2 separate regions of the Homo sapiens genome follow, and region 1 is linked to region 2. A link is a loop called in an ENCODE intact Hi-C map of the cell type or tissue named here. Cell type or tissue: dorsolateral prefrontal cortex. All regions are shown on one strand. Links, peaks and the distances in the headings refer to the core of each region. The heading gives the core; the rest is flanking DNA.

Evidence for each region. Peaks named below come from ENCODE experiments on the same cell type or tissue, not always from the same donor. Only the 100,000 strongest peaks of a DNase experiment are listed, where the experiment ranks them.
Region 1: it touches region 2 in a loop (2.8-fold over the local background); 24 of 110 quality-filtered maps call a loop at or near these places.

The regions. Positions count from the first base shown.
Region 1 is chr17:2,278,982-2,286,265 of GRCh38, reverse strand. SMG6 (SMG6 nonsense mediated mRNA decay factor) reads left to right here. Exons shown (of 19, transcript NM_017575.5): 7 at 2,531-2,641; 8 at 3,407-3,619. Among named protein-coding and RNA genes, the nearest start is that of SMG6, 21 kb to the left of the region's middle. In dorsolateral prefrontal cortex, for the core only: a CTCF peak has its summit at 3,810; no DNase peak of the experiment used is centred there.
Region 2 is chr17:1,905,673-1,912,956 of GRCh38, reverse strand. No RefSeq gene overlaps it. Among named protein-coding and RNA genes, the nearest start is that of RPA1, 79 kb to the right of the region's middle. RefSeq lists enhancers at 4,781-5,288, 5,289-5,797. In dorsolateral prefrontal cortex, for the core only: CTCF peaks have their summits at 3,851 and 4,051 (motif pointing left); DNase peaks (open chromatin) are centred at 4,026, 4,538 and 4,940; H3K4me3 peaks cover 1,153 bases; H3K27ac peaks cover 3,262 bases; H3K27me3 peaks cover 343 bases.

The DNA.
Region 1 (7,284 bases), core at 1,457-6,456, 370 kb before region 2:
CAGCTTTTTCATTTTTGCAAAATCATTGGAATTTTGATAAGGTTGCACTGAATCTGTAGATTGCTTTGGGAAGTATTGCCATCTTCAAAATATTAAGCCTTCTAATTCATGAACACAGGGTGTCTTTTCATTTACTTCGTTCTTTAATTTCTTTTAACCCTGTGTATAATAAGTTTTGCACTTCCTTGGTTAAATGTATTCCTAAGTATGTCATTCTTTTTGATGCTTTTGCAAAAGGAATTGTTTTCTTTTTTTTCTCTGTCTTTCTCTCTATTTTTTTAGACAGGGTCTTGGCCAGGTGGGGTGTCTGACCCCTGTAATCCCAGCACTTTGGGAGGCTGAGGCAGGCGGATCACTTGAGGTCATGAGTTCCAGACCAGCCTGGCTAACTTGGTGAAACCCCATCTCTACTAAAAATATAAAAATTAGCCAGGTGTGGCAGCACACACCTGTAGTCCCAGCTACTCGGGAGGCTGAGGCGGGAGAATTGCTCAAATCCGGGAGGTGGAGTTTGCAGTGAGCTGAGATCATGCCACTGCACTCCAGCCTGGATGACAGAGCGAGACTTCGTCTCAAAAAAGAAAAAAAAAAAGAAAAGAGGGTCTCACTGCGTTGCCAAGGCTGGTCCTGAACTCCTGGCTTCAAGTGAGCCTCCTCCCTCTGCCTCCTAAAGTGCTGGGATTATAAGCCTGAGCCATTGGGCCTAGCCAGAAATTGTTTTCTTAATTTCTTTTTTTTCAGATTGCTCATTGCTAGTATATAGAAATGTAACTGAATTTCGTGTGTTGATCTTGTATGTTGCAACTGTGCTGAATTCCCTCAATGGCTTTTTGTCATTTGAATTAAATTTTCTTTTTCACAGACCTCTGACCTAGATTCGCACTTTCTTCAAGTTCTTTTCCTCTATCCCTCTTTTTTCTGTCTGTCTCATCTTAGTTGTCTGTTAGCAACATTTTCCCAACTTTTCTGCCAATTCCAATCAGTCAGTCATTCTGTCTCTTCCAATCAGTGAATCTCAGGTATTTATTGAGAACACAACACGTGTACAGTAGTGCTTTTCTAGGTGCCAGGAATGATAAAATATTGACTTGCTTTCTTCCCTGAAAAAAAAAATGTGTTGAGAAAACAAGTGAGCTGTATAGACAGTGATGCAAATTAGACTTGATAAATATGTAATTGATTGTTAGATGCACCATTATCTTCTGTTCCACTAAGAAAAATGCTGCAAATTAAAATAAGACATAACAATAGATACCGATTGTAAGTTGTATCTCTGTTTTGGAAATTTTTTCATATGAAAAAATATTTTATAGAATTAATATAATACAGTCTCAAATCAGGTGAGTAGTGTAGATAGAAATTAGTATGGATTGGAATAATAATAAAAATAGCTACCAAGTAACTGTAATGGTGTGCCAAATATTCTGTTAAACTATATGCATTATATAATTTTAATCTTTTTGGGAGCCATATGTTGTAAACATTTCCATTTTGCAAATAAGGAAACCTCTCTAGGTTAACGTGCTGTGTCATACCTAATAAATGCAAGACCGAATTCAGACTCAGGCACTGACCTTAGAACCTGCACCTCTAGCCATGCCAGGTGAATATAAGATAGGAGTTTTGAAGAATGGGTAGACGCTGGGGAGAGAGAGAAGCTAGCATTTTAAATGTATTTTGAAACAGTTATGGAAAACATTGAAAATGTACATGAAGTTGGAGAAAAAGTGAGAAAGCCTTTTGGATATTCTTTCTGCCTTTGTTTCAATGTTTTCCTTTTTCCTTCTTTCTGACCCACTTCCTTTTTCTTTACTTCTTCTTTTCCCTATTAATTGCTTATAAATAGACTTGCTGAATTTCTTGAATAATATCCATAAAATGTTCAACTCAGCTACTTATTTATTTTAAAAAATTATCAATAACAATGGCAACATCATTGATTAAGTACAGTTAAGTGTGAGACAGTGGACAACACTTTGTAAACCTGAGGATACTCCTCCATTGGGTATTATTACTCCCATTGTAATGTTGAGGATATAGGAACTCAGGAAGATTATTACATAATAATGTAATAATCTTGGAGTCTTTTGTCCAAAGTTTCCGAGTCAACTCCTGGATTAGCCAGTATTTGGACCAAGGTCTGTCTGGCTTGTAATTTCGTGATTTCATTATAGCATACTGACTCTCTGATAAGAACAGGAAATATAAAGTGAATTGAACATCATGCTTTTTCTAAGAACAAGATGTAATTTCTGTTTATATTTTAAGAGCCTGTTTATTCCTTTCTCTCCTTATGAGTACTTGGTTCTTGGAGCACCTCTGCATGTAAGATATAATACTGTGCAAGAAGAGATCTGTGATGTAATTGCAATGGCTTCTCCTGTGGATAGCATTTCTGATTTTGTTGTTGGGATTCCTCTCAGTTTGGGAGACAGGCTGGGAGAGATAGTAGGGTTTCCTGAGTCAGCTGCCTCTTGCTGGAGTTAGGACGAGAATTGGTTGACTGAATGTCTCTGGCCTCTTTCCACAGAGGAGGAAGCTTGACGCTGTCTATTACTATATGCGCAGTTTAGCTGCCAGCAACCCTATCCTGACTGCCAAGGAGAGTCTCATGAGCTTGTTTGAAGAGACCAAGCGGAAGGTGAGTGGGGATGTGGCAGAACCCTTCCTTCCTCGAATAGTGCATTTCCCTGAGTGTTGGTGTGCCCTAGCTCTGCGCACCGGCAGGATCGTAGCCAGTGAGGTTTATCCAAGGTGCAGTTATTGCTCAGTGTCTGTGTGTCCTCGGGGAATGACTCATAGTGTCCTTAAATGGTCCCATCAGACTGTGCTGGTGGGTAGTTGGTCAGCCCCTGTGCAGAACAAAACTGTGATCTTCAGGAGAGCTTTCAGGGGCCCTTGGATGTACATGTACGTGCTCTACAGCCTTCAGTCTACAGAATTAATAACTATATGAAACAAAGCAGATGACACTCTGCTACTTTGGGACTGTGGTACAGTATTTTTATTGTCAAATAAATACCGGTGAGGTGAGGCTTTTCTCTTTGTAAGCTGAGTCTCAGGAAAGTCTGAGCTCATGTGTGTTTTTTGTTTTTGAGACAGAGTTTCGCTCTTGTTGCCCAGACTGGAGTGCAGTGATGCGATCTTGGCTCACTGCAACCTCTGCCTCCCGGATTTAAGTGATTCTCATGCCTCAGCCTCCCGAGTAGCTAGGATTACAGATATGCGCCACCACACCCAGCTAATTTTGTATTTTTAGTAGAGACAGGGTTTCACTATGTTGGTCAGGCTGGTCTCAAACTCCTGACCTCAAGTGATCCGCCTGCCTCCGCATCTCTAAGTGCTGGGATTACAGGCGTGAGCCACCACACCAGGCCATGAGCTAATGTGTTTGTATGTTATATAGGCAGAACAGATGGAAAAGAAGCAACATGAGGAATTTGACCTGAGCCCTGACCAGTGGCGGAAAGGAAAGAAGTCTACTTTCCGGCATGTTGGAGATGACACCACTCGCCTGGAGATCTGGATTCATCCATCCCATCCACGGTCTTCCCAGGGCACTGAGTCTGGGAAGGATTCTGAGCAAGAGAATGGGCTGGGCAGCCTGAGTCCCAGTGATGTAAGTTCCTGAGAATGATGCAATGAGCCAAACTAGCTCAGTAAGCCTGGGTGCCCTGGTTCATACAGCTGTGAGGCACAGATACTTCCCACTGATTGCAAGGAAGACAAACCACTTGAGGCTCCCTGATGGTCTTTTCCCTTCTCATGTACGCTTCCTTTATCTTTATTATGTACTTCCCTCTCTCACCACTATGTGTCACTGCAGAATTTAGTAAAAGTAGGATTAGAATTTTTTTTTTTTTTTTTTTTTTTTTGCTGCTTTTTGTTCAGCGTCATCAACATGATGCTTTAGGATTCTATGTGGGATTTTGTACTTATCTTTTCCTCTTGGTTGACCTTATATTCCGAGAATGAACTAAAGTAGCATGGATAGGTTAGTTAGTCTGATTTGTGATGGGCTTTCTATGGGATATCCTCTTATAACTCTTGGGCGGGGACTTTTTCCTTTAAGCCAGGAGAAATGACAGTAGAAAAATCACAGGCTTGTTTAGAAGATTTCTCCTCTTCATTGACTCAGTAAGTAATTATCGACAGTGTGCCAGTCACTAAAGATAACAGTGAACAAGATCTCTTGCTGTCTCAGTGCATTCTAGTGGAGGACGCAAGAGACTTAACATTGTAATTACTTCTGTTTTTGGGGTGCACACCCAGTATATGAGAGCACATAGCCATGGGACCAAAGCAGCCATTGGTCAATTGAAGTATAAAGAACAAGTAGGAGTTAGCTTGAGAAGGAAAGGGAGGTGGTAAAGTGATTCCCAGGCAAAGGAAATAGCATATGCAAAGGGCTGAGGCTGGCTGGGGGAGAGAGAGCACGGTAGGTGGAAAACTGCAGTGGCTGGTTCGTTGCGCCTTAAGGGTAAAATTCACCCAGTGGGTGGTGTAAGCTGGGGCTAGATGTTGAAGGGTCATATGATAAATTATTTGACCTTTATCCTGAAAATAGTAGGAAGCTATTGGATGCTTTAAATAGGGGAATAACATCTGCTCTTCAGAAATAAACCCTGGCCGCTTTGTAAAATGTTTGGAGAAGAGTAAGACTAGAAATAGGAGACAAGGAGGGTGCTGCGGTAGTTCCAAGTGAGATATGAAAAAGACTTGAACCAAGAAATGGCTTTGGAGGTGGGAAGAAGTGAACAGACACAAGTCATATTATTACAGTAGAATCCAAAAGACTTGGTTGAACGTGGGGAGCTCAGGGAGAAGAAAGAGTCAAGGTCTGGTGTGGTGGCTCCCATCTGTAATCCCAGCACTTTGGGAGGCCAAGGCAGGAGGTTCGCTGGAGCCTAGGAATTCAGTACCAGCCTGGTCAACAAAACGAGGCTTCTGTCTCTGTAAAAAAATTTTCAAAATTGGCTGGGCATGGTGATGCGGGCCTCTAGTTCTAGCTACTCAGGAGTCTGAGGCAGGAGGATTGCTTGAGTCCAGGAGTTCAAGGATGTCATGAGCTATGATCCAGCGTAGGTGCCAGAGCAAGACCCTGTCTCAAAAAAGTCAAGAATGAGCCCAAGAGCGTCAAGGCTGCACCACTGCACTGCAGCCTGAGTGATGAGTGAGACTCTGCCTTCCAAAAAATAAATGAATACAATCAAAAACAGGGTCGGTCTCTGTTGCTCAGGCCAGAGTGCAGTGATGCGATCGAAATCCTGAGTTCCAGTGATTTTCCTGCCTCAGCCTCCTGAGTTGCTAGGACTACAGGCACATGCCACCACACCCAGCTAATTTTTTGTAGCGATGGAGACTTGCCCTGTTGCGCAGGCTGGTCTCAAACTCCTGGCCTCAAGCAGTCCTCCCGTGGCCTCCCAAAGATCTGGGATTACAGGCATGAGGTGTATCATGTCTGTCCCATTTTATTTCTAATTATACAAATAATAGATGAATATATTTTTGGTAAAAACTTTAAATTCTTGTAGGTAGACTACAACGTGGTAATTTGTTTTCTAAACTATTGATGAAACTATATATTTTTAGTTTGTACATCATCCTTGGGTAACTATTACCCTTAATTTTCTTTAAATTTAAATCTTTGAGTTTGAGCTTTTCATTTTAGGCTACCAGCCCTCGAAGAAATCTGCAGTTTCTGGCCTGACGCGGTGGCTTACGCCTGTAATCCCAGCACTTTAGGAGGCCGAGGCGAGCAGATCACAAGGTCAGGAGTTCGAGACCAGCCTGGCCAACATGGTGAAACCCTGTCTCTACTAAAAATGCAAAAAAATTAGCTGGGCGTGGCAGCGCACTCCTGTAATCCCAGCTACTCGGGAGGCTGAGGCAGGAGAGTTGCTTGAACCCGGGAGGCGGAGGTTGCAGTGAGCCGAGATCGTGCCACTGCACTCCAGCCTGGGCAAAGAAGCCAGACTTTGTCTCAAAAAAAAAAGAAAAAGAAATCTGCAGTTTCATAACTTTTCATTTATCTATCCAGGAAACCACACTGCCATTTTTACCTGCTTTCTTAGGCCCAAGTTAGCTTCCTATATTCTTTTTTTTCTCTCACAGTAGGTCCCAAGAGCTTAGCTTGCTTTCTCTGTTCCTTGGAACACACACATTGATAAGAAGTAAGCATTGAGGATAGAGAAATTAAAATAACCAAAAATGATTTTTAACCTCAAAGAGCACTTGGTCACGTGAGGAAGACATAGGTGTGTCATTATAGTTCCGTGTGGTAAGTACTGTGATAAAGGCAAGCATGAGAGGCCGTGGGAGCATGCAGTTGGAACACCTAATCCAGTCATGGTTAGGGAAGGCTGGGGCGAGGCCGCATTTTGCAGCTTAAAGATGTCGTAAAGGCATTTCTACTTGGAGGCATGAAAATGTGGATGAGGCATGGAGGCTTCAGGAACTGCGAGTAGTTCAGTATGGCTGGAGTCTAGAGTGTGAGAAGTTCTCCTGTGAGCGACTGGAGTCGTGCTTGACATGTTCCTTTCCTCTGTCCCCACATCCAGTCAGTACCACCTGGTATTAGGAGGTGGATACTGTTGAGTCCACCTCCTAATCGTAACTTGAAGCCATCCACTTCTCTCCTTTCTCATTGCTGCCATCGTAGTTCAAGCTATCACCATTTCAGTAATCCATATACTATGGAAAGAAGTTCATAATGGTCTTTTCAGATTTATTCCTGGTCCTCTTCTGGCCTTTCATTTTAGACAGTAACCCAAATGAATGAACTTCCAAATATCCATTTCTGATCATGCCACTGCCTTCTTGAAAGTGTTTAGTTATTTCTGTGTGCTCTTACAATCAGGTCTAAAATCCTCGACATAGTCCACTAGGCTCCTCATGATCTGGCTCCTGCTACTTCAAATCTTACACTTTTCATACTTTTCTTCCTTTGTTACTGTATTCCAGCCACACTGGCTTCTTCCTTGAAGGATCCAAGCTCTTTTCTGGCTCCTGGCTGTTGTTCATCTCTCTGCCCGCACCGCTCTTACCTCTCACTGGTATTTCTGCCTTTATCAGTCACTTTCTTTCTTACCCTTCAGGTCTCAGCCTAAATGTCACGTTTTCAAGGAAGCGTTTCCTGATCCCTGAGACTGGCCATTTCGCCTTTGTAATAACCACATTTCTGGTTTAAGTGCTTTTAAGTGTAGTTTTGTGCAGATCTTTCCCTTGCTAGATTGAAGGCCCTGTGAGAGTAGAGTCATATCTAGTGTGTTCACTTCTTTGTCC
Region 2 (7,284 bases), core at 1,594-6,593:
TTTAGTAGAGACGGGGTTTCGCCATGCTGGCCAGGCTGGTCTCGAACTCCTGACCTCAAGTGATCCGCCCGCCTCAGCCTCCCAACGTGCTGCGATTACAGGCGTGAGCCACTGTGCCTAGCCGAGTAACTGTAATTTTGGATCCATAACAAAGCCACAGGGGCATTGGACCTTTCCCAAAGACAGGCCACACCTGCCTAAACCATGTCCCTGTCTCAGAGGGTCACTCAGCCCTGAGTCCCTTCTCGTTGAGGCGGTTTCTAAAGTGGGAGACCACAGCAGAGCATCTTGCCCACAAGGCACCCTCAGGGAGGAACGGAGCCAAAAGGGAAGTCTGAGCCAAGCACGGGAACCAGGGATGCTCCTCCTCACGTGTCCTCACCGGAAGCTCGCAGTCGCCAGGGCCAAGCACAGGGCTCTGCTCCTACAGGGGGCTTTGCAGACGTTTACCAGCCTTTTTTTACCAGCTCATTCTCCTCTGAAGCAACCTATTATGTCGCAGGTTGCTTCTGATCATTAGAAAGCACTTTTTTTGGTTGAGTCAAAACCAACCTGCTTGCAATGCTGTTCACCCACTGTCCCAAAGTTGCCTTCAGGAGCTCTAAGAAATGACGGTCACCACCAGACTCCAGACGCTGCCTCATGCTAATCACCTGAAGGCATGAAAACATCCCCCCAGAGGTCCCAGGGCGCCAGCAGCTGGGCCAGACTGACCAAAGGAATTTCCATTTTTCCTTGAGCGTGGATAGCAACCATCACTGCATTTTAAAAAACATAGCCCACGTCTCCCAGAATTAGCTGCATAAAAGAAAAAAAAAAAGGTTAGCCCACGATACGCTAGGTGTTTTATGTATGATATTTCTAATTCTTACAACTGGCCTGGAAGGCACGCGTTAATATCATCCTTGCTTTACACACGAGGGAATAAATTCTGAGGTCAGGTAAATGGAAGATGGGGGATTTGAACCCAGATCTGCCTGACCACAGTCCTCACGTTGTCTTTCTCCCCACGCTGCCTCCCTCATGTGCAAAGGAACAGCCTATTTTCTACGCCTGGGGGCCGGAAAGTGGGGAAAGAATGAGTGTCCTCAAAGGAGGGTGAGGATAAAGCAGAAACTCCACTTTCATATCTAAACTAAGCAATCATGTTTTATTTCCATTTCCCTGAACATATAGTTCAGTTACAAGGTTTAAAAAAAAAATACAACGGGTTCTCGAGAAATGTCAAGTATTACATTTCAGCGGACGTGTACAGAACAATCAAAATGATGGACATCCCCAAACAGATGCAAACCTTCACCAAAGTCTCTTCCAGAGGCACATCACTGAGATTTGAAAAGAGCAGCTCATGGATCGGACCCGGTTGATTTTCCTCGTATGTGAGCTTCATACATCCAAACTCTGGTTCACCCAGAGGAGAAAATATAATAATTATGATTCCTTGCACATTTATGGACTGTTTTATGTTTTTTCTTTCTCACAAATTACTGCATTTGATCCTCACTTCCGCCCTGTGAGATGGGAGAGACAACTGTCCCCCTCGCTGCACATGTGAGGACATCAGGAGGTGCAGGAGTCCCTGGAGGAGGGCAGGAGGTAAGCAGGTGTCCTCTTTCCTCTGCTCTGCTCCTTGCAGGAGGCCCACTGTCCCCTTTCCTTTTTTTTTTTTTTTTTTTTTTTTGAGATAGATCTGGCTCTGTCACCCAGGCTGGAGTGCAGTGGTGTGATCTCGGCTCACCGCAACCTCCGCCTCCCGGGTTCAAGGGATTCTTGTGGCTTAGCCTCTCGAGCAGCTGGGATTACAGGCACGTGTCATCACACCCAGCTAATTTTTGTATTTTTAGCAGAGATGGGGTTTCACCATGTTGGCCAGGCTGGTCTCGAACTCCTGACCTCAGGTGATCCATCCTCCTTGGCCTCCCAAAGTGCTGAGATTACAGGCATGAGCCACCGTGCCCAGCCCCACTGTCCCCTTTCGAGCTTTAGAGTTCCCCAAAAAAAGTTGTGGCCATTGCGGGCATGGTGGCTCACGCCTGTAATCCCAGCACTTTGGGAGGCCAAGGTGGGTGGATCACCTGAGGTCCGAAGTTCGAGACCAGCCTGGCCAACATGGTGAAGCTGTCTCTACTAAAAATACAAAAATTAGCCGGGCGTGGTTGTGAGCACCTGTAATCCCAGCTGCTCCGGAGGTGGAGGCTGAGGCTGGAGAATTGCTTGAACCCGGGAGGCTGAGGTTGCAGTGAGCCGAGATCATGCCATTGCACTCCAGCCTGGGCAACAAGAGCGAAACTCCATCTAAAATAATAATAATAAAAAAAAAAGATGTGGCCATTGGAGATCCCACCAAAGAGTTGATGTAGAAAGAGAAGATGGAAAAGGGAGAGGAAGGACCATGGCAATTCCCAAGAGAGGAGCTATGGTATCCCTAAAGCCAGAGACCCGATTACAGCTTCTGTCAGGGACACTAGTCAGCAAGAGCAGCCATGCTCCCCCCAGAAGGAGGAACCAGAAGCCTTTTGAAATGGAATGTTCTTCCCGCTTGCGGGACCTTTTCCTTGGGACCCCGAGCCTGCCCTCAGCAATGACGGTGTTGGCCCAGAGAGATCTGAAAGCTGGCAGAAACTAGTCCTCTCTGGTGTGTCTGTGGCCAGAACACAGCATAGCTGCAGGTGCTTCTTGGAGGTCATATTGGCTAATGAATGAAGGTTAGCAGCTAAACACCGAAAGAAAGGGCACTGAACTTTACTCTGCTACTACTTTGCTTCTAAGTAAATACTTTGGGGATTGCCTCACTTGCTCATCAAATACCAGCAGTTCCACTGAATGACAAGCTGACGGCCCCCAATGGGCCTTCATAATACATGAGTAGACTCATTCTTCCTTGAGATGGTCAGGCTGGCCTTTGCCTCATGCAAAACTCCCAGGACATAGAAAAGCTTAACAGCCACACCTCAAAAAATTCTGTGGGCTTCATAATTCCCACCCAGAAGGGAACTGGCTCCTGCAACAATGGATCCCCAGAGCTTGGCCCCTTCCCCCATGGCCTGGGGGCACCTTCCTACAGAATACCTCCTGGAAACCTATATTTCTATTTTGGGGGACCACTCTGCTCCTGCACACGGAGAAAGGAAGAGTTGAGGTTTCCATGGTCATTTTTCGTTACAGTAATGAAAGTCTTGAAATGATCACAGAAGGAAAATTGGAAAATATGTCTCCTAAAAAGAGCTGAGGCAAATTATTATAGCAACCGAATCCTAAAAGGAATTTTCAAGTAAAAATATGGCTCATGTGAAGTTGTTATGGCAACTGACATTTAAAAGTAACTGGATTTGGGCAAGTTTCTTTCCCCACCCTCTCTGCAAAGTCTTGCAGTAACTTCATGCTAAAATTATGCCTTAATTTTAATTAGCCAAATAGGTCATAAATATAGCATATTCCCAAATCCTTACAATTTCTACCCTGTGAGCAGCTGATCTACTAATGAGAAACTGTTTCTACAAAAACCCACTTACCATTAACACGCCTATGCAATATTTTTCTAATATAATTTATCAATTTAAACACATTGCATAATGTGATATTCTGTAGCATTCTATTAACATGATAAATAGCAGTGGGCGGGGGGGAAGCCCAAGAGATTAAACATATTGCAAGCAATGTAACTGCATTTAAATAACTCAGACCACTGCCGAGGAAAACACACTGTTCCCATCGTCAAATACAGTCTAAACTCGGCTGCATATCCCAGACTGTACGGGTATTAATAGGACGGGAGAAGGGGGGCAATAAGAAATGACAGGCAACTTCAAAGAAATAAAATTTCTATTAGGCTTTGTTATAAGATTACATCAAAGCAGTTCATATGTTTTAATCTGGGGAGAGAAGAAGCAGCTACTTGGGGTTTGCGCCTGGGGGCTGCCTCTGTGTACTGAACCAGACAGTTTGCATAATGAACAATTTTCATTCAACCAGGATTTCAGCACAGATAGCTCCCTCTGCAAGGTCCCAGGCACAGGCTCATAGTTTTTATTCTCCCAGCTCCACCTGCTGGAGAAACAGCTTGTAACCGGGAGGAAGGGGACACAGGGCAGCGTTTCTAAGCCACGATGCTAAATTCGGGTGTCTGAAGTTAGGGATCTGACTTTAGACACCCCGACCCGCCGCGCCCCGCCGACAGGGCCTCTGTGAGACACCCCAGGGCGCAGCCTGGATCCGCCCCTGCAGCCGGCAGGGAAGGCGCGGGCGGGGGGTGGGGGTCCAGGCCTGACACCTTCGCCCCTCCCAGCGCCTCCGGAATTAGGGAATTTGGAAATCGTCGTTTGCATTCTGAGTCGAACCCCAGGGAGAATGGAGTTGCTGCAAGGCAGGTCGCCTCGAGAGACTGGCGGACAAGGTGGCTGGCTTCAAACACCAAACGCGGTTCCCACCTGGCCAGTCACCTTTCAAGTTTCCCAGCCACCCGGGTCTCCAGGAAATCAAACGGGGGAGAAAAACTGCCCGCGTGGAATTGCATTTTCATGCACAATGGGAAACCTAAACGCTGAGCAGATCGTCTTGAAAACCTGGCACAGCCGACGCAGGCTTGGAGGACGGGAAGTCCCGGGCGAGCGGCTGCTCCAGGACTCGGGGCTGCGGCCTAATCCGCGCTGATCCCCGGGCTTAGCGCGCGCCCCTCCCCGGCTGAGGTCGCGGGACCCGCAGGCCCCACCTGGCTGTGTCCCCTTGGGGAGGCCGCCCGGGAGGGGAGGTGACATCAAGCCGCGTGCAACTGTTTTCGAAAACCTGGGATGATCATTTAAATGTTTAAAATATGCACATGGTAATTCAAAACTAATTACCCTGAGCACATTTGAAACATTTATGCCATCGTCTCTGGATCCTGCCTACTGATTGTGCGCGGCGGCTCACTCTGCTGTTTCTATAAACTGCTTCAGCGATTTTAACTTCCAGGCTAAATCCGGCAGCGCAGGCTCTGCCTCCCGCCCCTGGTTGGTGGAGAGACCCCTTTCCTGACTTCCAGGAGAGGAGGCTGCACCCCGTTTCCCTGGAGAGCCATTTGTCACGGTCTCGCAGCTCTGGCTACGGAATCCCTGCCCTCGTTGTGTTCATAATGGTCATTTCCATTATTTAATTTAGGTTAAAATGACCTCTCTCCCCACCTATTCCTTTTCTTGTTGTTTTCTCCCCATTTCCCCTTCCTCTGTCTTGGCACGTGGCCCCCATCTCCTAATGACACCCCACCCGGCCCCTTCTCCATTTGGGGGTGCGCATGGAAGGCTTTTGGGGGTTGGGGGTGCACATGGAAGGCTTTTGGGGGTTGTAAGGTGGCCACATCTACCAGCCACCCTGAGAAGCAGGACTGAACTGGGCCAACCTGGGCGAACAGCGGCCACTGCCGGGCACGTTATAGTGGCTGCCAGGGCACACACGTGCACATGCCACACACACGTGTGCACACACACCATCCACGTGCACGCATGCCTCAGACACGGAGCCAGGCCTGCTTACGGACTGGACTAATTAGACCTAGGCAGGTCCTGAAGCAAATTCACTTTCCCAATTTCCAGAATAAAATGAGTTCTCTTCCTTTGGGGGCACTAAACCAGCATGCCGGGCTCAGGGACGGAGAATGGTGATGTGTGGCTGAAACGACCTGACTTCCCAAGTCTATCCGGAGAGACTGACCGAGGGCTGGGATTGGAAGAGGCGCCATTCCGGAGTCCAGAAATTAACATAGGCTTATAAATATGTTCCAGGACACAGACGAGCGATGACTGGTTCCTTATTATGCGAAGATGCCAGTGGCAGGTTTTAGGCGTTTAGGAATACAAAAGTGGGTTAGATTCCCACGGCCGGCTCCAGTGTGATAGAGTGATATTACCAGGTTTAACTAGAGCCATTAAGAGACTCTTCATTATCCCCACACCACCGCCACCAAAGTTATCACAGAAACCATAATGCAAGAGAGAATTTCCATTCCATCAACAAGAGAGGGAGCCAGTCTATCTTTGTCCAGAGAAAATGAGCATCCCAGCACGAAGCTCGTGAGGAATAGAGTGCACAACCCTCCAATAACATGCCCGGCAGGATTTCCTCAGCTATGCAGTTGGCTAAGCGGAGGCAGGCTGCTCCGGCTCTATCTTCTCGTGTACCTGGCCTGCAAGAATGCCAGCTCTATGAGCAGCTGAAAGATCAATTAGTGACAAAGGACACTCCTAGGACTTACATTCCACAGGGCTTAAGTCTTAAGCTCCAAGGAAATGAAGATCCAGGCCGCCCTCCCAGTGTGCAGCAATCTCATTTATTTTTCTACAAAGACTCACCACTCAAACCAAGCTAATTTTCTTGGTATCACCTGCACCTGGTTTACTGGCTCCTGAGCAACGTGCCAGTCCTTCAGTTTGAAATGGACTTTTCTTCCAGCCGATCCTTTTTTTTTTTTTTTTTTTTTGAGACGGAGTTTCGCTCTTGTTGCCCAGGCTGGAGTGCAATGGCGCGATCTCGGCTCACTGCAACCTCCGTCTCCTGGGTTCAAGCGATTCTCCTGCCTCAGCCTCCCGAGTAGCTGGGATTACAGGCATGCACCACCACCCCGGCTAATTTTGTATTTTTAGCAGAGACGGGGTTTCTCCATGTTGGTCAGGCTGGTCTTGTACTCCCGACCTCAGGTGATCCACCCACCTCGGCCTCCCAAAGTGCTGGGATTACAGGCGTGAGCTACTGCGCCCGGCCAGCCAATCCCTTTTTTGCAACTTCACGATGACAACTCATAGGTTTTTTGTCTGCCTCCACCAGACTGTCCGCTCTCCTTCACTGGACTCCCTTCACACACCACGTACTCAGCATCCTCTGTGTCACTCTGGTTTTGCTTATAGAAAGTGCTCTTCCATTTTGTGAGGCTCCCCCCCCGCCATGGACGGATAATGAGAAGGGACCAGGTCTTCTATTTCCTTCACATTTCTTGTGTCACCTCAAGTATCTTCTCACGGGACAGACACCATGTCAGATATACGGAGGACCCAGTTTTATAGCTGAGCCCCACGAGACGACCCAGCACACCCCCATACACACAGCAAAAATTGCCCCCCTCATTCAGATGTTCCTGGCATCCTGTAACTTGCCCAAAGCTAGATTTATTGCTCCTGCTGTAAAGTGTATCTGCTCTAAGCCTCACTTAAAAGCTATCACTTGGCAGAAGATCAAGTTAAAAGTGCAGGCTAGCAGGTGATGGTGAGGGTAGGAGAGGGTGGGGAGGGCGGGGTGGAGCCAAGAATGGAAGCGCTG